Linked DNA regions of Homo sapiens: all the other regions are linked to region 6. The links are chromatin contacts, found by Hi-C or POLR2A ChIA-PET in ENCODE. All regions are on one chromosome and are shown on one strand. Each heading gives the region's core, a stretch centred on a gene start or an enhancer-like site at or near the end of the contact. The rest is flanking DNA. Distances are from core to core; before and after follow the strand shown.

What was found. A loop is a pair of places that touch in the nucleus more often than their neighbours do. ChIA-PET counts read pairs that join two places held with the same protein, here RNA polymerase II (POLR2A). Pooled maps may share reads with other maps.
Region 1: a map of naive thymus-derived CD4-positive, alpha-beta T cell shows a loop between it and region 6 (17-fold over the local background). The contact joins the promoter of SMIM13 here to the promoter of DEK in region 6. A Hi-C loop is called at or near these places in 2 of 168 maps with a recorded cell type or tissue (both naive thymus-derived CD4-positive, alpha-beta T cell) and 8 of 50 pooled maps. POLR2A ChIA-PET finds 5 or more read pairs at or near these places in 1 of 52 experiments (activated CD4-positive, alpha-beta T cell).
Region 2: a map of naive thymus-derived CD4-positive, alpha-beta T cell shows a loop between it and region 6 (12-fold over the local background). The contact joins the promoter of MAK here to the promoter of DEK in region 6. A Hi-C loop is called at or near these places in 1 of 168 maps with a recorded cell type or tissue (naive thymus-derived CD4-positive, alpha-beta T cell), 1 of 37 single-sample maps with no recorded cell type and 6 of 50 pooled maps.
Region 3: a map with no recorded cell type shows a loop between it and region 6 (4-fold over the local background). The contact joins the promoter of GCNT2 here to the promoter of DEK in region 6. A Hi-C loop is called at or near these places in 6 of 37 single-sample maps with no recorded cell type and 3 of 50 pooled maps. POLR2A ChIA-PET finds 5 or more read pairs at or near these places in 1 of 52 experiments (activated B cell).
Region 4: a loop to region 6 is called in a map of naive thymus-derived CD4-positive, alpha-beta T cell, with 10 times the contacts of the local background. The contact joins the promoter of NEDD9 here to the promoter of DEK in region 6. A Hi-C loop is called at or near these places in 1 of 168 maps with a recorded cell type or tissue (naive thymus-derived CD4-positive, alpha-beta T cell) and 5 of 50 pooled maps. POLR2A ChIA-PET finds 5 or more read pairs at or near these places in 1 of 52 experiments (GM12878).
Region 5: a map of CD4-positive, alpha-beta memory T cell shows a loop between it and region 6 (16-fold over the local background). The contact joins the promoter of C6orf52 here to the promoter of DEK in region 6. A Hi-C loop is called at or near these places in 1 of 168 maps with a recorded cell type or tissue (CD4-positive, alpha-beta memory T cell) and 9 of 50 pooled maps. POLR2A ChIA-PET finds 5 or more read pairs at or near these places in 1 of 52 experiments (T-cell).
Region 7: a loop to region 6 is called in a map of naive thymus-derived CD4-positive, alpha-beta T cell, with 21 times the contacts of the local background. The contact joins the promoter of TFAP2A-AS2 here to the promoter of DEK in region 6. A Hi-C loop is called at or near these places in 2 of 168 maps with a recorded cell type or tissue (both naive thymus-derived CD4-positive, alpha-beta T cell) and 7 of 50 pooled maps. POLR2A ChIA-PET finds 5 or more read pairs at or near these places in 1 of 52 experiments (BJ).

What each region holds. Positions count from the first base shown.
Region 1 is chr6:11,092,454-11,095,823 of GRCh38, reverse strand. SMIM13 (small integral membrane protein 13) reads right to left here and starts at 1,990. Exons shown (of 2, transcript NM_001135575.2): 1 at 1,435-1,990. The coding sequence starts at 1,510. RefSeq lists enhancers at 1,301-1,420, 1,301-1,842, 2,091-2,300, 1,843-2,383 and a silencer at 1,521-1,830.
Region 2 is chr6:10,836,893-10,839,904 of GRCh38, reverse strand. MAK (male germ cell associated kinase) reads left to right here and starts at 1,366. Exons shown (of 15, transcript NM_001242957.3): 1 at 1,366-1,402. RefSeq lists enhancers at 684-843, 894-953 and a silencer at 1,174-1,303.
Region 3 is chr6:10,519,619-10,522,621 of GRCh38, reverse strand. GCNT2 (glucosaminyl (N-acetyl) transferase 2 (I blood group)) reads right to left here and starts at 1,271. Exons shown (of 5, transcript NM_145649.5): 1 at 1,205-1,271. It overlaps LOC101928146 (a long non-coding RNA gene), which reads left to right and starts at 1,216. Exons shown (of 3, transcript XR_001743961.2): 1 at 1,216-1,274. RefSeq lists enhancers at 925-984, 2,705-3,003.
Region 4 is chr6:11,231,214-11,234,440 of GRCh38, reverse strand. NEDD9 (neural precursor cell expressed, developmentally down-regulated 9) reads left to right here and starts at 1,773. Exons shown (of 7, transcript NM_006403.4): 1 at 1,773-1,937. The coding sequence starts at 1,926. RefSeq lists silencers at 1,686-1,735, 2,216-2,265.
Region 5 is chr6:10,692,895-10,695,905 of GRCh38, reverse strand. C6orf52 (chromosome 6 open reading frame 52) reads left to right here and starts at 1,290. Exons shown (of 5, transcript NM_001145020.3): 1 at 1,290-1,412. PAK1IP1 (PAK1 interacting protein 1) reads right to left here and starts at 934. Exons shown (of 10, transcript NM_017906.3): 1 at 837-934. The coding sequence starts at 920. RefSeq lists enhancers at 907-1,286, 716-1,318, 1,327-1,376.
Region 6 is chr6:18,263,157-18,266,357 of GRCh38, reverse strand. It overlaps DEK (DEK proto-oncogene), which reads left to right and starts at 1,828. Exons shown (of 11, transcript NM_003472.4): 1 at 1,828-1,973; 2 at 2,362-2,515. The coding sequence starts at 2,371. LOC124901270 (a long non-coding RNA gene) reads right to left here and starts at 1,826. Exons shown (of 2, transcript XR_007059486.1): 1 at 1,281-1,826; 2 at 1-628. RefSeq lists silencers at 1,468-1,747, 1,788-2,147, 2,208-2,267 and an enhancer at 2,153-2,704.
Region 7 is chr6:10,403,024-10,406,357 of GRCh38, reverse strand. TFAP2A-AS2 (TFAP2A antisense RNA 2) reads right to left here and starts at 1,856. Exons shown (of 1, transcript NR_145448.1): 1 at 1-1,856. It overlaps TFAP2A (transcription factor AP-2 alpha), which reads left to right. Exons shown (of 7, transcript NM_001372066.1): 4 at 1,619-1,850. RefSeq lists enhancers at 1,575-1,684, 1,495-2,112, 1,908-2,202, 2,115-3,314 and a silencer at 1,815-2,194.

The DNA of each region.
Region 1 (3,370 bases), core at 741-3,240, 7.2 Mb after region 6:
AACATCTACAATTAGTTCAATATTCTAATATTCTTCTGCTTGTTGATATCACAAGCAGAAAATTGAGAAAGGTTATTCAATTGCTTTATCTCATCAGAAAAGAAAGGCTGTAAATTAGAAGCTTTAACCTGGTGTTACAGAAAAGCACAACAAATTTTAAACATACATACAAGGCCGGATGCAGTGACTCATGCCTGTAATCCCAGCACTTTGGGAGGCCAAGGCGGGTAGATCACATGAGGTCAGGAGTTCAAGACCAGCCTGACCAACACGGTTAAACCCCATCTCTACTAAAAATACAAAAATTAGCTGGGCATGGTGGCGGGCACCTGTAATCCCGGCTACAGCTACTCGAGAGTCTGAGGCAGGAGAATCACTTAAACCCAGGAGGCAGAGGTTGCAGTGGGCCAAGATCAGGCCACTGCATTGCACTCCTGCCTGGGCAACAAGAGCGAGACTCCATCTCAAAAAATAAAATAAACATATAAGTTTATAAATACATACACATGCATATGCACAAGTGCACACATATATTCCACAGCGTCACTAAGTATTAATTTGTACATTTATCGTGTAATGAACAAGCCCTATAGTATCTGTATGAATTCTGACCCATTATTACATCAACCTGAACCCATACTTCAGTCTTATAAATATGTGTAAACTCACTGACACGTGTTCTACGTACTTTTTAGATTTTCACAATTGCTTAGCCACTTTGCTAAGAGACCTGTGGTTATCAGCTACTATACATGTACAAAGAAATCAAAAAGATCTAAAATTGGGCTACCATTATTTGAAGAAAAAAGTTGAACGTCCTCTCATTCCAAGAAGGAAAATACGCACAGCATTCGAAATAGCACCATTATTATAGAACTGAGAGTTAGGTTACCCGACCCTGCAAGTTTAATATAGCCGGTGTTTCTAAGCTCTGCCTGGTCTCCACATCTCTGCTTGGAATTGAGTTTAAGGCTGAACTCTAAGTAAACAATTTCACGCGTGCTGAAAACCCAACTCTACCCCACTCGCTGATGAAACGAAGGTGACACCTCTCATTATTAAGGTCAGAATCTGTGCAAATGAAAAAGGACCAATCAATCACTTCACCTTCGAATGCAGGCCAAGGTTACAATCTGGGCAGCCTGTGGTGAGAATGAAAGAGCAGACGCTGCCGGTGAAGCAAGGCTGAGTTTCACTCAGAGGCAGGAAGCCCTGGAGCCTGTCCTTTCCCTCCCCAGGATGCCCGAGGGCCGGCCATGAGTAAAGGGCCCACCTCTGCGCTCAGCCCTAGAGGCTAAGGGACAACAGTTGATTTTAAGACAATTGTCCGTCCACGCCCTTTTGTTTTTTTCAAAAAAACAAACAACAAAAAAAACCCCAGCAGATCAGCGACCCGGCGTGTGGAACTGCCTCGCGGCTACCGCCCCCACTCACCGCACACCATCAGCAGCAGGACGATCAGCAGCGTGGCCACGAACACAAGCAGAGTCAGCCCGACGCTGTGCCACATCTTGGGGGCAGAAGGGCAGTCGGCTCGGGGCGGCTGGCGCGGACGGCGGTGAGCGCGGGCGGCGGCGCGTCCTGCGCTTCAGCGGCGGGCGCCAGGCGCGGCTGGGCGCCGGGGCGGCATGGGCGGCTGGCGCCCCCTCGGCAGCGCCCCCAGGGGGTGGGGCGGCGCAAAGGCGGGCACTGTGGGACCGCCCGCCCGCCCGATCCTTTTCCCGCCGGGGTGGCCAGAGCGCGGGAGGCAGGCGGGCCTCAGGGCGCCTCTAGTCCCTCATCGCCCCGGAGAGCCGAGGCCGCGGCACCCAGAGACCCCAGCGGTCGGATGCGCTTCCATGGCGGACGCCGCGCGCCTGTAGGGAGGACAGAGGGTAAGCACGGGTACACACGGCGGCCACAAGGCCCTCGTCGCTGTCCACCCGTGTCTCTGAGACCCCAGGGATGCCAGATGTCAGCGTCGCCCGGCCGCGGCTGTAGCGGCTTCTCCGCCCCAGGCCCCCTACCGCTGGGGCAGCTCATCACCAAGCTCGCCTCCTCCGCGGCGCGGGGTCGGCTGGGAGATGGAGTGCAGAGCCTGGTGGAGTCGGGACGGCGTTGTCTCGCAGGGACTACAACTCCCAGAATGCACCGCCACTCGGGCTTCGCTGCTTTCATTCTCGGGCGGCTCTGCCTTTGGTCTTGCTCAAGTCGCCTCAGTCGGACGACCGTGGGCTGGCCTTCTCCAAAGCCGCGGATCTGGCTGCCCGTCCTGCTGAGGCGCCAGTGAGATTTCAACCATTACTCCGTATACAAAGTCGTTTTGTTTCTAGCCGTAATCGATGAAGTACGGCGAGAGAGGAAAGAGGAGGCGGCTGCCTGAAAAACTGGTTGCTCGTGCACCTAGCCCTGTTGCCGGGGGCGAAGGTTGGCTATTTGGGACTTGGAGGAAGAACTCAGGTCCCTGCCGCAGACGCGGGTCAGGACACGAAATCTCATTTTCCCCCTGCAACAGATGTTATGTTCTATCTTTTCGTAAGTAAAGCATTTCAGAAATGGCCCGCGGGTGACTTAAGGACAGCTGCACTGCCCTCAAATCACCTGCCTGAGTTGTAAGTTAGACCCAGCTGCCTCCTTGAGACCAAGCTTGGAGATTTTGCCGCACTGGCTTACACCTCTACGAAACAAGACACTGTAGTAATCTCAACTACTGTATCTCCACCCAAAATTGAAACTCCCCACTTCCGCCAGATTACATTCATTTGTTAAAGAGGTGCCCCCAGAAGAATAGAGGGTAAATGTGTCCCTCTTTTAGAAGGAATCAGAGCCTTCGAGTTTTCCTGTGATTCTTTTGCTCCCTGAGATACCTTTTTACTCTTCTAAAAATTACAGTTTCCTGTCTTCTGTCTCCAAAAACAAACACAAAAGTTCTAAGCAGCAATCCCTTGATTTAATAAATGTATCCTGCCATACCCAGCTGCCCTACTATGTGAACTGTATTCCCTAAGAAGCAACATTAGGAACAAATACCATGTATAAAAATACATTAAAGGATAATTACTTGCTTTGCAACAGATTTAATATAGATTCCTGTGAAGAGAATGAACCCAGTGCAATTAAGATATATTTACAAAAAATCAGTGTGTGCTTTTTTCATGGGTGGTTCAATTATGTTGCATAATTAAAACACATTTTATTAAAAGCCAGTTGAAAATACGCGTCAGGGCTAGGCGAGGTGGCTCACGCCTGTAATCCCAGCACTTTGGGAGGCTAAGGCGAGCAGATCACCTGAAGTCAGGAGTTCGAGACCAGCCTGGCCAACATGGTGAAACCCTGTCTCTACTAAAAATACAAAAATTAGCCGGGGGTAGTGGTGGGCGCCTGTAATTCC
Region 2 (3,012 bases), core at 117-2,616, 7.4 Mb after region 6:
TTTCACCATGTTGGCCAGGCTGGTCTTGAACTCCTGACCTCAGGTGAGCCACTCACCTGGGCCTCCCAAAGTGCTGGGATTACAGGCATGAGCCACTGAGCCCCGTCTGTTTTTAAATGTTTATTTCAATAGCTCTTGGGGTACAAGTGGTTTTTTGTTACATAGATGAATTATATAGTGGTGAATTCTGAGATTTTAGTGCACCCATCATCTGAGTAGTGTATATGGTACCTAGTGCATAGTTTTTTTTATCCCTAGGCTCTCTCCCATCCTCCCCTTTCTGAGTCTCCAAAGTCCATTATTTCACTGTGTATGCCTTTGCATACTCATAGCTTGGCTTTTGCTTATAAGTGAGAACATACAGTTTTTGGTTTTCCACGCCTGTATTACTTTGCGTAGAATAAGGACCTCCCACTCTTCCAAGTTGTTGCAAAAGACATTATTTCATTCTTTTTTTGTGACTGAGTAGCAGCCTATGGTGTATATATACCACATTTTCTTTATCCACTCATTAGTCAATGGGCACTTAGATTGGTTCCACATCTTTGCAATTGTGAATTGTGCTGCCATAAACATACGCGTGAAAGCCTACTTCACTTTAAGCTGTGAGGGCCACAGGCATGTCTGTCGTGTCTACCTTGGCGCTATTCTTGGTCCCAAGCCCACATCCTGACACCTAATAATTACTAACTTGCCGCACCACTGCTTCATCACTTATGTTTCTGTTTCGTAGACCCTTTTTGCCAGCCAATCTGAACTATTTGCAGTAACACAAGTGTGCCTTCCTCTCTAAATTCTAGACTAGTTACAATTTACCCATTTATTCACACATTCAGTCATTTTTCTTGGAATTACCACTATCTAACTCTGTGGCTGATACTAGGCAGGTTCTCTGAATGAATAAATGGAAACAAACTTAGAAGGGCAGCTCAAGAGGTAATACATACCCAAGGAATTGACCAATTTAAGGAACTGCATACAAGAACAGTTTTTCCCCAGGCACAAGTAAACAAGTGCAAGTATGAGGCAAACAGACTTCCTTCTCTTGCTCTGCCCGGTCTGGGAACCATATTTTAATTAATCAAGACTTTGTAGAATGAATCGGAACAAAACCAAAACAAAATAAAGGGCAAACAAACCAACTTCTGACAAAGACCTGACTGAAAAGGTAATCAACTCCCCTAAACCCCAAGTCTAAATGGCACACTTGCTGCAGCTCAGCCGACAGTCCCCCGGCTCCATGAAGCCCCGCCCCGGGGAAGGCGGGGCCTGCGGGAATTGGCGGGGATTTCCCGCGAGGCCACGCCCTCTCTGGGCCGGCCGTAGGCCCGCCTGCTGCCCCCGCCGTTTCCTAGGAGATGAAACACACAAGACGCCGGAGCTTCACAAGGGAGCGAACGAGGTAAGCAGCAGGCGCGGACAGGTAATCCCCAGCGGGCTGCAGGGCCACCACCCTCTGTCCGACCCAGCCGGAGCCCGACCTGCGAGGCTGGCCGGGCATGTCCCCTCGGCGCCCTGTGCTACCAGGGCCAATCTCCGCCCGGAGACCGGTCCCTGACGCCGGTAGGGGAAGGACTGGAGGGAGGAGGGTCCCCGGAGGGGCGGAGCGGGCGGGAGTGGTCAGCCCGAGGGAAGGCGGTCGGTGTCTCCCAGACCTCTTGACCACTTTCCCGCCTCCTGGACCGCGGGGGCCGGCCTGGCGTGGGAGGATGACGGCCGGGCGTCCCTTAGCCTGAGACCCCCGCCCCTAAACTCTCCTCCGGGATCTCCCACCTCTGCTCCCCTGCTGCTTGGGCTGGCGGTGGAAACTGTTTTTAGGACAGAGAGGCAGGATTGGGTCTCAGGGAGGCAGCGGAACTGAGTTCAGAACTGTTGCAAAATCTAAAAGGAGGGAGAAAAACAGGAATTAGGTCCGACTCCAGCCCTCGCTGGTGCATCCCAAAGGACGCTCAGGTGAAAGTGGAATTCCGCACACCCCCGTCCCCCCCAACGGCGCCGGACTCCCGGCGCCCGGGGACGCCCCCTCCTTCCACCACGCGGTCCCTGGAGCCTTTTAAGAGCCCTGGTTTGCAGAGTCGGATCAGAAAGTGTGTGACGAAAACTGTCCCTTTTCTGCAAGTAATCCGTTTTAATTTAGGGACAGGTCGAGAGTGCGGTGTCGAGAGCAATAAAACTGGTTTTTAGTGGTTAGTAATCTCAATCCTACAAGGAAAGAGCTGTATGCAAATGTGGTTAGATAATCGTTTAAAAGAAACAGACATTTGTTCTAATGATAACGGAATTCTCAAAGAGGGAAGCCAAAGTTATCTGACTTTATTTATTCAGAAACACAACCCATTAAGTGAAATAATGGTGAAAACAAAAGTGACTTTCCAGCTTTTCGATCGGGCCCCGCCTCCCCGGCCCTTCAATTCCCGAGGCTTGACCGGGAGGGAGAAAGTTCCCCCAACCGCGCCACCGCCTGCTTCCACTGCAGGCACCGGGCAGGACGTTTAATCTCTTCGTCGGGGTGGACTTTTTTTGTGTATAAGCTTTGAAATAATTTGTGAATATGAGCACAGAGAACTGTGCTTTTATATTTTAAGATACAGTCTTTGTTTTCCCATTGTAATAGCTCATTTAATTTCTGTAAAACTTCGACTTGGTTAGTTTGGGATCTTTTTTTCCTGCGTTGCTTTTTAAAGAGTTTGGTGACTTTTAAAACGTTAATTACTCTTTTGTTGTGTATTAGAAGCGTTAAGCCAGCCTCGGAGTGACATAATATGTTCTAGAAAGCCACGTTGAAGACATCCAAGCCTTATCTCTTCAGTTTTTGGCAGACGCTTGTTTTACCCTTCATTTGCCCTCTTTGCTAATCTTCTTTAATCCTATCTGAATCTCTTATTAGCTGGCAAAAGCTGTTGAGAGTAAAGGCTATATTTACAACAATTGTGCACTTAGAGAAACGGTAATTATGAACTTAGATTAAAAAGTTGAAAACTAGAATGAGAGATAAATTATAAGGGTATTTAT
Region 3 (3,003 bases), core at 22-2,521, 7.7 Mb after region 6:
CCGATAATTGCAATATGCTGTTCAATCAGAACAGAGTGCAAAGAAACAGATCCTTTACGCTGTAGGGTCCCCAGGGCCTGGGATTACAGTCTCCCTATTTCTTCTGGAAAACCACAGCCTACAGGTAACTACCCTCTATTTGGCCAATCTACTACCAGGTGCAGAAAGACTATTTACAAGTGACGACTCTCAAAGGCCTACATTTAAAAATAAGGAAAACAGAAAAGTAGCTTTGAGTTTGGCAAAACCTGAATTTACTTAGTAGACCTGTCTTTAATATCAGAAGATGGGTTTTCATAGAATGGCAATATGGATCTACTACTTTTCTACATGGCCCAGAGCTTCATTTTCAATTTTACCTATTATCAAATGAGGTTCATACCTCACAGGAATGTTCATACCTCACAGCAACTAATTAAATAAAATACATTTCAGGCTGTGGACGGTGGCTCACGCCTGTAATCCCAGCACTTCAGGAGGCTGAGGCAGGTGGATCACATGGAGTCAGGAGTTTGAGACCAGCCTGGCCAACATGATGAAACCCCATCTCTACTAAAGATACAAAAATTAGCCGGGCTTGGTTGTGCATGCCTGTAGTCCCAGCTACTCAGGAGGCTGAGGCAGGACCCAGGAGGTGGGGGTTGCAGTAAGCTGAGATCGCACCACCGTACTCTCGCCTGGGTGACAGAGTGAGACTATGTCTGGAAAAAAAAAAAAAAATTTAAATGCCAGACAGTACCAAGTACCTTATCAAATTCTGGAAACATTTTCCCTTGCCTGAAGGAACTGAGAAACATAAACCATTAAGTCTGAAGTGAACGTTGTTCTTTCCTACAAAGTTAAAAGTTGTAACTGAGATACAGAAGGATACTAATGATTTAGAGACAGATGGAAAACCCTCGTGCCCAGTAGGCCCATCATGTAATGAAACAACATACAAACATGCTATTCTTTGAAAAAAAAAAAACCTTTGAAAACAGAAATCTCATGACCAAATGACTCATTCAACATTTTTTGGTGTACTTACTTTATGCCCGGCACTGTGCTAGGTTCTGGAAATATAAAACATCCACGCAGCCCATTTGAGTACCAGCCTATTGGACCTTAAACTGCTGTCAGCGATTTAACAGAGGTAACACGAGAAGACCAGCTCCCCGCAGTTTCCTCCCTCCACCAGTTTCCCAGCACGCTGACCTCCACCTACCTCTCTCAGTTCCCAGGAGGGTAAGATTGCCCAGAGGCGTCCAGCAGTGAACACAGTAAGCCTGTTTAAGGTAAACGCAGTTTAACCCTAGCGTTTTAAGTGGAATAACAGAGGCTGGAATGTGAAAGTGGGAAGGTCTGTTTGCTTTCAGTCCCACCCCCAAGGCCTGCCCTAAGAGTCTGAGACAGGAGAACACACGTCTACAGAGAGCCTGCCTAGAGTCTGGATTTTTTAAGCTGCTGGATACCAGGTGCTACCTGACACCAGCTCATCCCCTGCCTCTAGAGTCCTGGAGGGCTTTGAGTTGATCACTTTCCACTCCAGGAATGTTATAAGAAACCGCTCAGAAAGGTAACTGCCCTGGGTGTAACTGGGTTTTTCATGAGGACACTCCAAGATAGACCTCAGGATAATTATTTGGGTGTTTTCCTAAGACTACCCTCCATTTTGCCCCCTTAGAGGCTGCTTTTTCAAGAGGGGAAGTTTTGGATTCCCTCACAGACCCCTCGTGTTTAAGGTTCCACTCTTATGTTTAGTTATTGGTAGGAAATCTTATAGTCTCTGCCCCAGGGTAACCTCTAACAGATTTAGATATGTGTTCTGCTCAAATGCTACCCACACTGGGGAAGGGGAATCCTAAGGTGGCAGCAGAATTTAGTAGAAAATGCCCTGGGCATTTTCAGAAGGCAAGTTCTCTCCTCTCTAATGCAAGCTGTATATCTTGAGCAAGTCACTTCCTCTCTCTGAACCTCTGGCTTTTCCTAGGCCAGGCAAACGGGCTCTTTACATACCCTTTCAGGAATGAACTGATTCCTGTCCCAGGAAACAAGCTAGTCATACCGTGCATTTAGCCATATCCCTCTCTTCTGCCAAACACTTTGCAGTCAGAAGCAGCTTATAAAATTCAGTGGGGATAAAGCAGGGTATGGTGGTGTGCACCTGCAGTTTCAGCTACTAGGGAGGCTGAGGCGGGAGGGTTGTTTGAGCCCAGGAATTCTGAGACCAGCCTGGGCAACATAGTGAGACATCAACTTAAAAAAAAAAAAAAAAAAAGAAAAAATCCAACTGAGTTAAAAAAAATTTTTTTCCAGTCATAAAGCCAGGATAAACTGAAGAAATAGCAAATCAACTTTTTTTTTTTTTTTTTTTTTTTGTGACAGAGCCTTGCTCTGTCACCCAGTGCAGTGTCACAATCTCAGCTCACTGCACCCTCTGCCTCCCAGGTTCAAGCAATTCTCCTGCCTCAGCCTCCTGAGTAGCTGGGACTACAGGCATCCACCACTATGCCCGGGTAATTTTTGTATTTTTAGTACAGAAAGGGTTTCACCATGTTGACCAGGATGATCTTGAACTCCTGGACTCAAGTGATCCACCCCTCTTGGCCTCCCAAAGTGCTAGGATTACAGGCGTGAGCCACCACACCCGGCCCAAATCAATGATTATTTTTCTTTTCTTTTTCGTTTTTTTTTTTTTTGAGACCGAGTTTTGCTCTTGTTGCCCAGGCTGGAGGGCAATGGCACGATCTTGGCTAACCGCAGTCTCTGCCTCCTGGGTTCAAGCAATTCTCCTGTCTCAGCCTCCGAGTAGCTGGGATTACAGGCATGCGCCACCATGCCCTGCTAATTTTTTGTATTTTTATTAAAGACGGGGTTTCTCCATGTTGGTCAGGATGGTCTCGAACTCCCGACCTCAGGTGATCCACCCACCTTGGCCTCCCAAAGTGCTGGGATTACAGGTGTGAGCCACTGCACCTGTCGTCTGTTTTCTTTTTCTTTTCTTTTTTTTTTGAGATGGAGCCT
Region 4 (3,227 bases), core at 524-3,023, 7.0 Mb after region 6:
TCATCAAACAAAACAGAAAAAGGATTCAGCTTGACCACTTAGGAAGCCAAAGGAATGTTATCTAGATCTCTTGGAGGCCGCAAGACTCATCTTACAGATGGGAAGGGCTTTGAATCATTGTCCTCCTTTATCCAGGTAGACACCAAAAACAATTTCCTGCAAACTAACGACTCTCCGGTCAGTCTGCAGGATTCTTAAGGAGATCGTTACAATGCAATATGCTGCGTGCTTAATTTGTGTTCAGAAAGGCCTTGCACAATCACTCAGGCTTATTTTTGCTCTAAGGACAAATGAGGAGAAGCAAGGCCTAATACAGGCTGGAACAGGTATGTCAACCTCATTAGGATGGCCTGGGGGGTCATGTCCCTGGAATCAGTGCCACACTGAACTGCAAACTAACCTGCCAACCCTGTATCTGGAAACCACTTTTGTAGGACAGCTGTTCTCTCATTCCTTTTGCTTAGATCATAAAAGTAGAGTTTTCATCCATTGGGAATTTGTGTGTTAGACGCGAAGGGAATCAGATTCTGATCCAACTTGGTCAGGAAAAAAAAAAATAAGGGCTGATTTTTCCATCCAAGTCATGTAGTCTGGTTGGAGTGCATCCCACTCAGGGACAGCTATTGTCTGGATTCACCGAGTCTCAGTCTTGCCCGGGAAAAAGGAATTTTTCGCCTCACTGCTCTGTCCGTGAGAAGAGTTGCAGAAGGTGACCATTTCTGTTTTCTGGGTGATTCTCTTTCTCTATAGAAATCCTAAAATGGAACCTTTATAGAAATTATGTTCTGTGCTTCGCTGGAGAGAGACTGGTCTTTTTAACCAGGCTCATCAAACAGTGGGCATTTTCGTTCTCCTGGATAATAAGTGTTGGTGGGTTAATGGGTCATCCTCAGGACAGAGGTCAGAAGGAAAAACACTGCAGTGTTCAAAGCTGGAGCTAGAAATGCCAGCCGTCAAAGAACACAGAACTCAGTGGACGGTGATGATGTATAGGGCGTGCACTGGCCAACCCCATCCGAGAGGTCACATCTAACCTTTATCCTCAGCAAAGCCACTGAAGGTCGCTCAATATGTGTGACCCGCAACTCTGAGGCCCTGGTGAGAAGCTGTCCAGGAAAACGCTGGTGCGTGTGCTAGAGGGTTCCTTTTCACTAAGGGAGAATTGTCTTCCAGCTCCTTGCAGACTGACATCGCAAAGTACTTTGAACGTTGAAAAGAACAAAAAAAGCAAACAGTCACACACACACAAAAAGTAGGCGGGAGGAGGGGGAAAGAAAAAGGGACAGAGAGAGAGAGAGGTATCAGCAGGGGTGGTTAGTAAAAAGGGGCCCGGAGACAGAAAACCTTTTGTTCCCGGAGTTCGTTTCATGTAGAGATTGTGAGGTGAATGGCTTTGAAACGAAATGGGTTTATGAAGGAGTTGCTAGGTCACAGGAAGCGCGACTGTCAGACTGCTTTTGTGAATTCAGTTTCTTTAAAATTTGGGTTAATCTTAAAAAGAATGTATCTCCTTTTCCTGTTCTTTCTCTTTCTGTCTTCTTTTTTGGCGGGGGCGGGAGGACAGAGTAAGGTTCAGGACGGTTCCCCACTTTCTGTTTTATTTTCCACCGTCTGATAAAGCAAAAAGAAGCGATCACATTACAAGTTCTTTGTCAGTTTTTCAGAATTAGGGGTGGGCAGGGCCTGAGCATTACCTTGTCCCACTAGCCAATGGCGGGGCGGCATGCAAATGAGGTCCGCGATCAGCCTGCCTCAGTCACAACAGTGAGCTCAGAGACTTGAGGGAGGCGCTGCGACTGACAAGCGGCTCTGCCCGGGACCTTCTCGCTTTCATCTAGCGCTGCACTCAATGGAGGGGCGGGCACCGCAGTGCTTAATGCTGTCTTAACTAGTGTAGGAAAACGGCTCAACCCACCGCTGCCGAAATGAAGTATAAGGTAAGAGAGTGCCTTTTACAGGTTACCTTGCAAGCTGAAAGCTGTGCCTGCGGGTGTGTGCTTGTGTATGCGTGTTCCTTACTGTCAGTCCCTTGTGTGTCCCGGAGAGTTCTAAGATGAGTCTCGGTCACTGAGGTTGACATGCAAGCAGACAAGCAAGCAGAGACCCGGTCTTTGAGACCCACTCCAGGGGTTCACAGTACACCCGAGTCCATCTGCTCTGAAAGTTGCCGGGGAAATACCTCGGTGAGAAGTTAAGACTTGGAGCCGCTTCACAGCAGCCACTGGAGATCAGAGGGTGTCTGACTTGAATCGCGGCAGGCATTGGCTCAAGTCTCCTTGGCTTCCCCAGGCCTGGCTTCCACTGCCCTGGGGAACTGTAATGAGAGGAATGAGGACTGCATAGTCTGTCTCAGACTGGCTCTTAGTGCAAAGTTTTCCAGACTTTGCTTTAATCGTTTGGTCTCGGAAGGAGTATGCCATATGCACTTTTGGTGGGAGAAATTAAAAGCCCAGATTACACAGCTGAGGATGGAAAATTTTGACATCCTTATGTTATATTGGATGTAGGAATAAATAAGTATGAGCCATTTCTTGAAAACATTTTTATTGGAGTTTGAATGGGGTGAGAGTGCGAAGGCTCAGGCTGGCTCATTGTGCCTGAAAGCTTACAGAGTGTCATAGTCATAGTACTTCAGCAGCATTATTTTCCAATGCATTTTACACCATTGTTTGTGGATTTTTCTTGCCAAAAGGATTTTTGACTTGCTCCGTATATTCCCCCCTCCCCTTTTTCTTTTAAGTCACTCCCATCTAAGGAGGCAAGCAGCTTCCAGGGGACACAAAGAAAGCAGACTGCAATGAATTGGACATGAATTTTTCTTGAATGATGAATAGACATGAGTGCTAGTGCTACTATTTTATTTTATGCTATTTTAAACAAAAGTGTTATTATTAAGATGGATTTGGGCAAGGGTGCTAGGCTTGTGGATTGACAATTTATATTAACTGTACACTAGCTGGAAGCTACTTCGCTTTTTTTCTAAATTTTTCTGGTCCATCCTTTTTTGATGTAAGGTTGTAAATACTTGGTCTAACTGATAGCCACTGACTAGCCTCAGTAATAAAGCTTTTGTTCAAAAACTATGAATCTTATTCAAAAGCTTTAAGTCTAAATGTCAAAAGTCTTTATAGTAATGCCTACGTTACCACTGTCTGAAGACACAGGTATCAGCTATTTCTGTTTCATCAGCTTTCTATTATCTTCATCAGTAGGGAAGATCAGAGGAA
Region 5 (3,011 bases), core at 41-2,540, 7.6 Mb after region 6:
GCAAATAACTGGAGTAGGAAACAAAATAAACGAAAGCAATAGGCCAAGTGATATACTTCCAAATTTTCTGGATAATTAAAGACCGACGCCTTGACTTCATAAAGAAGTACTGTACTCAATTTTCTAGAAAATGCTTAGAATTGCTTCAAGAATAAAAGTGAGCTAGATGTTAGGAGGTCGGATTCCTAGTCGTGAGTATAGTCCTATCTACCTATTTGACTACTGATAATTTATTTGACCTTTTTATCTATTCACACATCTAGTAATATCATATTCTGCTGTAATTTCTCTCCATCTATGCGTCTCCTCAGTCCTCCACCCCTTATGTAGGCAACGTCTCTAAGGCAAGATCCATACCTCCAGCATCTTTGCATCTCCACCGCCCAGCTCGCCATAAGTTCCCAACAAATAATGAATTGGTATCGCTTTACCTATAAGGGATTTATCCTAATCTAGTTCTAGTAATTTGTAAAATTCCAGGGCAGAAATTCAGCAAAAGAGCGAGATCTTCTTTCATTAAATTCTGAATACTGTCAACTTATGGGATCGATCCTTAAATCCACAATCTACGACTCATTTGTCCGTATGCAGAAATGCCGGTTTCCTTTGTGTCCCGTGGACCTTTTGTCTACTAGAAAAGGCAGATATTGCCTCATTTTGATAAAATGTCCATTCTACGGTTTAAAAGGTTAGCTTTTCTCTTAAGTCTCTTAGGTTTGATTCATCAAATCATCCAGTGAACAGCAGGCGCTCCAATGTTCACCTCTGCTGTGTAGGAACCAAACCCGACCTTCCCGGCCCCGCCTCCGACTGTCTCTAACTACGCGGTATCTCACCTCGTGGTCGCCGCAAGCCTCGGGCTCCGGGTGTACAGCGAACCCAAAGAGGACCTGCTCGTAGCAACCAGCGACCAGCTCCATTCAGCAGCGCACGTGCCTCTTCCGCCAGCCCGGCTCAGCCTGGAGGTGACAGAACCGGAAACCAAAAAAAAAAAAAAAAAAACACCTGACTCCTTTCTGCATCGGCGCTCGAATTATACGTCAGGCTCCAGGGCTGCCTTTAAGTCGCCTGTAACGTGGAAACACTTTAAGCGCGGGGAGGTCACATGGATTTTCCAAGAAGAGAATAAGTAAAGATGCCACATGAGGAGGTTCTCACTGCAAGGAGAAAAAAATCGGGGGCAAGCAGGCATATCTCAGGAAGGTGCCAGCTACGCCCGTCTGAAGGGAGCGGGCGGGACATCCTCTGCGAAGCCCTTCATTTCCGTGACATCAGGAGGAGGTGGGGCCGACTTCCGGCCGGTTGCTTAGGGGCTGTAGCGCCGGCAGCGTGCATTGTTGTGGGCTGTGTACTAGTAGGGTAGGAGTTTTTGTTCAGGGACCAGCGGAACGAGGCTTTCTGTCGTTAATAGGGTAAGGAGGGGTGGGATTAGGGTTCGCGGTGACTTGTTCCAGCGGCGCAGCGCTCGCGCTGCCTTGACGGACTCGGAGTGCTAGATGTGTCCGCGTTCCCGTCTGCCCGGGCCAGAACCCCAGCCCTGCACACTTTCTCTGTCTGCTTGTCTAACTCTGGGGCTGTATTGGCCAAGGTTGCGGCACCTCCTGGGGAGGGAGCAGTGAGCCTTCATTTTTTTTTTTTTTTTTTTGAGACGGAGTTTCGCTCTTTTTGCCCAGGCTGGAGTCCGGTGGCGCGATTTCGGCTCACCGCAACCTCTGCCTCCCGGGTTCAAGCAATTCTCCTGCCTCAGCCTCCCGAGTAGCTGGGATTACAGGCATACGCCACCACGCCTGGCTAATTTTGTATTTTTTAGTAGAGACAGGGTTTCTCCATGTTGGCTAGGCTGGTTTTGAACTCCCGACCGCAGGTGATCCGCTTGCCTCGACCTCCCAAAGTTGCTGGGATTGCAGGCGTGAGCCACAGCGCCCGGCCAGAGCCTTCATTTGAGAGTTGGGAAAACAAAGTGAGCCTGAGCAACATATTTTGATGCCGTCTCTACAAAAATGTTATAAATTAGCCCAGCATGGCGACGCCCGCCTGTGGCCTCAGCAACTCGGAAGGCTGAGGTGGGAGGATTGCTTGAGCCCAGGAGGTCGAGGCTGCAGTGAGCCGAGATCGCTCCACTGCATTCCAGTCTGGGGGACGAGCCAGGCCCCCTTTCAAAGAAAAAAAAAGTTTTATTTAATAAGGTTTAGAGATTCAGGTATGTCTTAGACATTACAGCTTTCCTACAAGCTCCCAACAGAGTAAATCTTGGTTCGTATAGTTCTCATAAACACCGTAGTAGGTCATTTGGTAAACAAGATGCATAGTCCATCCTTCTCAAATCTTCAGCCTCCATTTCAAGTGCGATACAGTGCTTCAGCGCTTAGACCCTTTTGTTTCCAATAACTTTTCTTCTCTGGTGTTCTGAATTGTTAGTACGTGTTAATAGAGGCTAGTTTGGGTCTTGCAGAAATGATTTCATTTGGGATGCTTTGGTTGTCACTGCAGTGCAGAAAAGACCTTGTTATTGTTAGAAATAGATAATTGGTGACACGAAGAAAAGTCAGCATGGAGACAAAAGATCTCTCAGCAAGGCAATTTTTACTTTATGCAGAAAGGGTGCTCAATTGCAGATGGAACGATGGTGAGAGCACTCCTGAACAAAGGAAAAGCAGACATATTTGTCCCTTACGCCTTTGGGTTGTCCTTACTGCTGTGTCCTGCATCCGTTGGCTGGGGCTGGACCTCATAATCTTAAACTGATACCCGATTTGCTAAACAGGCTGTGAGCTGGAACGTGCCTGGGCCTGTGAGCATGTCCCGCAGTTACATACAATAGGGCTTAACAGAGTTATTAGCACAAAGCAAGGAGGCTTGAAGTAAGTTAGTCTTTAAAAGAAACTATTGTTTCTAACATTTATGATTTATTCTTTAACAAGAAGGGAAACTTTGAAGAGGCAACTTTTTACTTTCTACGTCATCTGCCAGCTTTGTCCACGCCAAATGTAAACACTTCTCAAGACACTGAA
Region 6 (3,201 bases), core at 579-3,078:
CACCTGCCGCCTTGGCCCTCTCTGGACTTTGGGCACCAACAAGTGCGAGAAAGAGGCTGGTGGGGCTGAGGGTGGCTCCGCGTGGGCCTGCAGGCACCCCTCAGCACAAACAGCCTGGGCGCCATGGATGACATGTTGATGGTGGGAGGCAGACACGTTCCTGGGGGGAAAGGGGTAGGTCCCTGCCCACCTTCAAGCCAGGGATGGCCTGAAGCCTGGGGGGCCTGGTGGCCAGTTCCAGGTAGAGTCTGCAGCCCAGAGTGAAAACTAGTGGTGCTTTTTCTGGGCCCACCCATGGGCCAATCAGCACACACTTCCTCCCTTCTGAGCCCATAAAAACCCCAGACTCAGCCAGCGCTCAGGCCTACCAGCTGCAGGAAGGAGCTACCCACTTTGGTCTCCTCAACTCGTCAGGACCACCTGCCTGCAGAAAGGAGCTGCCCACTATGGGTCTCCTCTCCACTGAGGGCAGGACGCTAGTCGGGACAACCCCCCTGCAGAAAGGAGCAACCCACTTCAGGTCTCAGGAGAGCTGTTCTGTCCCTCAGTGAAGCTCCTGTCCACCTTGCTCACCCTCCAGTTGTTTGCGTGCCTCACTCTTCCTGGACACAGGACCAGAACTCAGGACCTGCCAAATGGTAGGATTGAAAGAGCTGTAACACAAATAGGGGTGAAACACAACCCCCCACTCCCAACCACGTTGCAGGCAGCAAGAAGGAGAGATGAGCTGTGGAGTGTGGATAGGATTTGAGTGGGATAAATAGTGTGGAAAATGGCATACCGTTTGAGGGTAGAAATGACACTATTCGCGTATGTTTTGGAAGGGGAACAAAAGGAAAAGGGAAGATTCAAAGGAAATGTCTAATTTTTGTCCTGCAACCCAGAGTCCAGGCAAATTTCACTGATCACATTTCTATTAAGTCCACTGAGTACAAGGATCCTTCAGGTGAGCTAGTGGTTGAAGAGTTGGGAGAAAATAAAGGAAATCACATACAAAAGAAGGCAGCATTGAGCAGGGAAGATACTGCTTTGAGTGTCTGCAGTGTTGAATGTGTAAAAAGCATCTGCATAGATGACCTAGAACTCTGGGAGAAGGGTCTGGACCCGGCCAAATAACATATTTCCTCTATTATAAAACAGAGAGTGTGTGTGAGAGAGGAGAGGAGAAGGAATGGGGTGGGAGGGAGCCTCTCCCCTTATATTTACAGGGGTGTAAATCTATGTGGCTGGCTATGTGAACCTTTAACGTGGCAGGTAGGATCTTTTTCCTTTCGGTGCACCTTACAAGCGATGCGGTCCTCAGAAATACAGATTTGGGAGTTATCTATCACCCAGCATGATTTCTGGAGCATTGATGAGACCGCTGATTAATTCTCCTCCGCCTCAGAGTAACACTGTCGATAGCGACTTCGGAGATCTCTAAACTTCTTTACCGCGCCCGCCGCGCCCCTCCGCGGCCCGGGACTGCTCATCATCTTTTCCAGGAAGCGACCGTGGAAACAATAAACACGCAGGCCCCCTAGCGTCCTTCCGTTCCGCGCTGCCAGGCCGCCTCGCCTCCCGCTCCCGCCCGCCCCGCGGGACACAGCCCGCCCGCACTCCGGGGCCCGAGCGCCGACCACACTCCAGGCGCAGCCGGGGAGAGCCCCGCGCGCGCATCCCTCCGCCCGCGGCCGAGGCGACCCCTCGCGGTCCCGCCCGCCCGAGCTTCCCGCGGAGGCACCCGGCCGCCCCGCCTCCCCCGCCCCGCGCCCGCCAACTCCCAGCTCGCGGCCCTGATTGGTCGCCGCATTCCCGCTCTCCTTCCCGAACCGCCATTTTGAAAATCTTGTTGATTCTGGGGAGCCGAGCGCGCGGCGCGAGCGTCACGCCAGACAGCGGCCCGCGCGCCTTCTCCTCGGCGTCGGCCGCCGCCGCCTCCCAGAACCTCCTCGTGCCCTCGCGTGCCAGGCCCGCGGCGGCCGAAATCCGCGGTAAGGGCTGCTTCGGGACGCCGGAGGCCCGGTCGCCCCTGCCGCGGCCGACGGGGGAGGGACGCGGCCATTTGGACGGCGGCCTGGGGCGGGGGAGGGGACGTGGAGGGCCGGCAGCTCGGGCCGGGCCGGGAACAGCGCAGGCCGGGCGGGCGCGCGCGCACGCGGGGCAGCGGGCGCGGTTTCCCGCCTCGGGAATCCCTGGACGGCGGCGGCGGAGCGGGAGGGAAGCCGCCCCTGGGGACTGAGCGCTGCGGTCCCGGCTATGGGAGGAGGCAACTTTCAGGGCAGGTGTCCCGCGGGAAGGGTAGCATCATTCAGGGTGGCCGCCCGGTCCTGCCTGCGGGAGTAGGAGGACCGAGACGTCCGGCTTTCTTCCCGCATGCAGGTTCACAGCATGTCCGCCTCGGCCCCTGCTGCGGAGGGGGAGGGAACCCCCACCCAGCCCGCGTCCGAGAAAGAACCCGAAATGCCCGGTCCCAGAGAGGAGAGCGAGGAGGAAGAGGACGAGGACGACGAGGAGGAGGAGGAGGAGGAAAAAGGTGGGGGGAGTCGCATCCCAACTGATGAATTTTTCAGACCGAAGTTTTTTTGTATTTTTCACCCAGGAAACAGTTTTCTTGCTCTTTTGGTGTTTAGAGGCGTGAAGTCGGAGTGATTTTCAGCGAGAATGTGTGCACAATTTATCTGCTTTTGTTTTGAGCGATGGCGTAGAATTGACTTTGTGTATTCCGGTTTTTAAAGTATTTGTTAGCGTGGTAGAGATGTATTGGAGTGCAGCCGACTTCTCGTCCGCTCTAAACGTTCGTTAACATTTCATCATTTGACGGGAAGTTTGTAGGTCTTGGATTTGATTTTTTTTTTTACCTGTGTGTGTGCACCTTTGAAGTTGCTAAGTGGATGTTCTAATTTTGTCCTTTTCATTACACATCTTTTGCCTTTTGAAGTTATTGTAAGGTCTTGGTGCAGCCCGTTAAGACTGAAGTTATAAGGCTAGACCCGGAAGTATTTGAATACTTTCGAATATTTTTACATTTACCAAAAAGTTTCCCTCCCTGGCAAACAGCGGTGAAAGCTGTTGCTACTTGAGAAAGTAGTTAAAAATGAAGAAAGTGAACTCTGAAAGAAAGTTAAATGTGAGCCCAGCACTGTCTCGGTTTCGAACCTGTGTCTGTTTTAAGGGAGGGCGATATGAGCCCTGATTTGACTGGAGGTGTGAAACGGAAAC
Region 7 (3,334 bases), core at 607-3,106, 7.9 Mb after region 6:
TCTTCAATTTAGTTTCTTGTTAGCTGTTTAAGGGTCTTAGAACTTTGTGAATTAGGTTAACAAAATTTTAGCTTTTGGTTAAAATTAGTATCTTGAAGATGGGAGGAATATTAGCATACTTGTTCAGAGGAGAAATTGTTAGAAAAGTGTCAAGTGATTTGCATGGATTTGTAATCTGTATTGTGTTTAGTGAGTAGAAATAAAGTTTACTGAATTAAATGCTATTCACTCTTGGTAGCAGCTTTTTTTTTGGTTATGGTGGCAATGTTACATTTCAGGATTCTAGGCACCACCAGAGGACGATGCTATATAAAACTGTTCTCATTTCTAACCCCAATCAGTATATTGTTAGCTAGTTTAAAGTTTCATTTTTGCATCTGTGAAGTCTTTGTCACGTCAAATTAGATGTGCAAGGGATAAATCTTAAGAGATGCTCTTTCCAAGTCGACATGATAATTGGCTCTTTTATTAGTAATCTCTCAAGAGTTCGTTTAACTCCTATTGTCTCTATTAGCCTCCCCAGAGCTATTAATGTCACAAGTGATCTATCCAAAACCTAGAGCCCCCCACCTCCCTATACCTCTAGCATATCCCCATTAAAGAACGCATAAGGAACACTGTGATGAGATTGTGTGCATATGATGTCTCCAAATGGAATTTTAAAATACAATGCATACTGTACTTAAATGGTTGTGAATGCATCTGAATTACACTGGTGCTGAGAAACGTAATGCATTAGTATACTTTCTGCAGGTCTTCTATTTTTTTTTTTTCTAACAGTGGTGAGTCCAGCAATAAAGAGCTTATGGTTTTAACTAGGAAGTATATATACCCACTTTCCCAATAAAGGCGCTTTAGCAGAGGACTGTTAAGTATTTACTTAACAAAAGGGCACATTGCTAGTATTCCACTGTAGGCCTGTTCTTCCCTCCCCACTCCGCAGTTCAAAACTGGCCTTGGAATGGATCTCCAAAACTGAGACGTTTTCAAAATTGAACATAGGAAAGGGCCTATTTATCAAAAAGACGGGACGTGTGGTGTGGACAACAAAATCCACCACTTCCCAGCGTGGTGCCTCAATTAAAACGCTCGTTTACAGGGTGCTTTAGCCATCTAAATTGTCGGCTGATTTTAATAATGGGTCTTTGAAGCAGTTTTTCCCCGACACTAAAACCCCACCCAGCAAAACCCCTGAAGTACAAGTAACTTGCTCTCGGTTTGCAAATGTAATTCCCTCCCCTGCACCCTGAACCCGTGGTCCTGGACCTCATCTGGGGCCCACTCCGCTCGGATGCTCAGCGCCTCAGGGGTCACCAATTTCACCACCCATCTCTAGAGAGCACCCTTGACGGCGAAGGGGAAAGGGTCAAGGCAGAAACGCAGGCCAGGCTGGCTGGGGGAGGGCAGGGCCGCCTCCCGGCCGCCGGGTGAGGTAGGGAAGGGCTCGAGCCCGAGGAAGGGAAGTAGCAGAGCCACAGAATTTCAGAGCCGGACGGAAAAGCGGGGACTGTGGCCCAAAGCCTGGGATCCGGCCCTGGCCGGGATGAGGGCCGGGGTCGGGCAGGATTTGGGGGTGATCCACGACGCCCAACACGCGGCCTCCCCTCTGTCTCCGCAGGCCCCGTGTCCCTGTCCAAGTCCAACAGCAATGCCGTCTCCGCCATCCCTATTAACAAGGACAACCTCTTCGGCGGCGTGGTGAACCCCAACGAAGTCTTCTGTTCAGTTCCGGGTCGCCTCTCGCTCCTCAGCTCCACCTCGAAGTACAAGGTCACGGTGGCGGAAGTGCAGCGGCGGCTCTCACCACCCGAGTGTCTCAACGCGTCGCTGCTGGGCGGAGTGCTCCGGAGGTGAGGCCCGGCACGGCCCCGCCCGCCCCGCCCCGCGGCCGGGGGAACCACTGCGCTTGCGCCGGGGCGGTGGCGGCGACGCAAACAGGCCTCGCGCCGCGGCCCTCCCTACGCGGGAAAGGAAAGGGGGCGGGGAGAAGAGCGTAGAGCCAAGTGGGCGGGATCTGGGGGCGGGGGAGCGGGCGATGCGGCGCGCGCCTGCGCTCTCCGCTGCTTTCCCGCGAGCGAGTTCTGGTGCGCGCTTCGTTCGCTGCCGCGCGCTCGCGGAGTCCTCCGCTCCGCCCTCCTCCTCGCGCAAGCGCAGCTCGCTCCGCCGCGGGCTCAATCCCGGCCACTGCAGCCGCGGGGCGCCGTACAGCCACCTTTTCCCTCTTCGCGCACACCTTGCAAGCCCAGGAAAAGTTCCTCTCAGGCTCCTCGCTTTGCCTTACCTCTCTGAGTAGGGTCTCCGAGGGTAACCGGTCGTGCCTTGTATAGGGTTTTAATAGAATGGCTTTTAACTAAAGGAAGAGAATGGTTGTCCTCTTGAGTCCGCACGCCATGCTTTCCGGTCGCTGTCATCTCCAGACCCCCATACTATAGGCGTTTGCATATGATGATGATTCCCAATTTACTGAGGCCCTGATGTGTGCCAGGCTGCGTGCGAGCATGTTTACGTGCATTGTGTGTAGTCACTACCAAGGAATGCATCTGTTACATACATAGCCAGGGATTCTTACCTCACCCCTGCGAGGTTTGAGTGATTCATTTAGTAGATAAGATTTTATAAGGGTCAGCAAGGTAAAGCACCTTCCCTTAGGGCAGTTTTCTCCCTGCTGTGGGCTTCCTACCCCTAGGATTCCACTGCACGTTGTGAGTTGTGGGGCTTGTGTTGAACTTACCCGGATAATGTTTCTTCTCTTCTTTAATAATACTGAGAACTTCATTGTTTTGACTGTTATTCATTTACTTATGTGTTGATAGACCCACAGTTCCTTTCTAGTGGCTATATCCCGCACAAAGCCTATAAAGATCATTTTTTGGAAGGGTTTAACATCAACCATTCTAGTCTTTTCTTCCTCCTGCACAGTCATTTTGCTTTCCCTTTGTAGTCTTTCACTGACACAGATCTTTTCCTTGCCCTCTGCTTTTTCCTTCCCTTCCCCCATCCCCAATATTGGAGACTGTTTACCTAGGGGAGTATAATCTAATCCACACAATTAAAGAGCACTTGAGTAGGGAATAAAATCTGAAATTAATTAATTTGCTGTTTTATTTAAACAATTTATCTTAACCACTTTCTGATTATGGGATTCTATTTAGACATCTGTTTAGAACTGCCTCCATTGTCTCTGAAATCAGTGAAACTTTTAGGGCTGATATCAGCTTTTGACATTTCCAGTTAGGCTGGTGACATGGCACGTAAACAGTTGGCGAAACGAATTTCCCTTTGGGGCTAGAGCCAGAGCAAGAAACGTGAGAGTGATGATAACTTTGGTTACTCG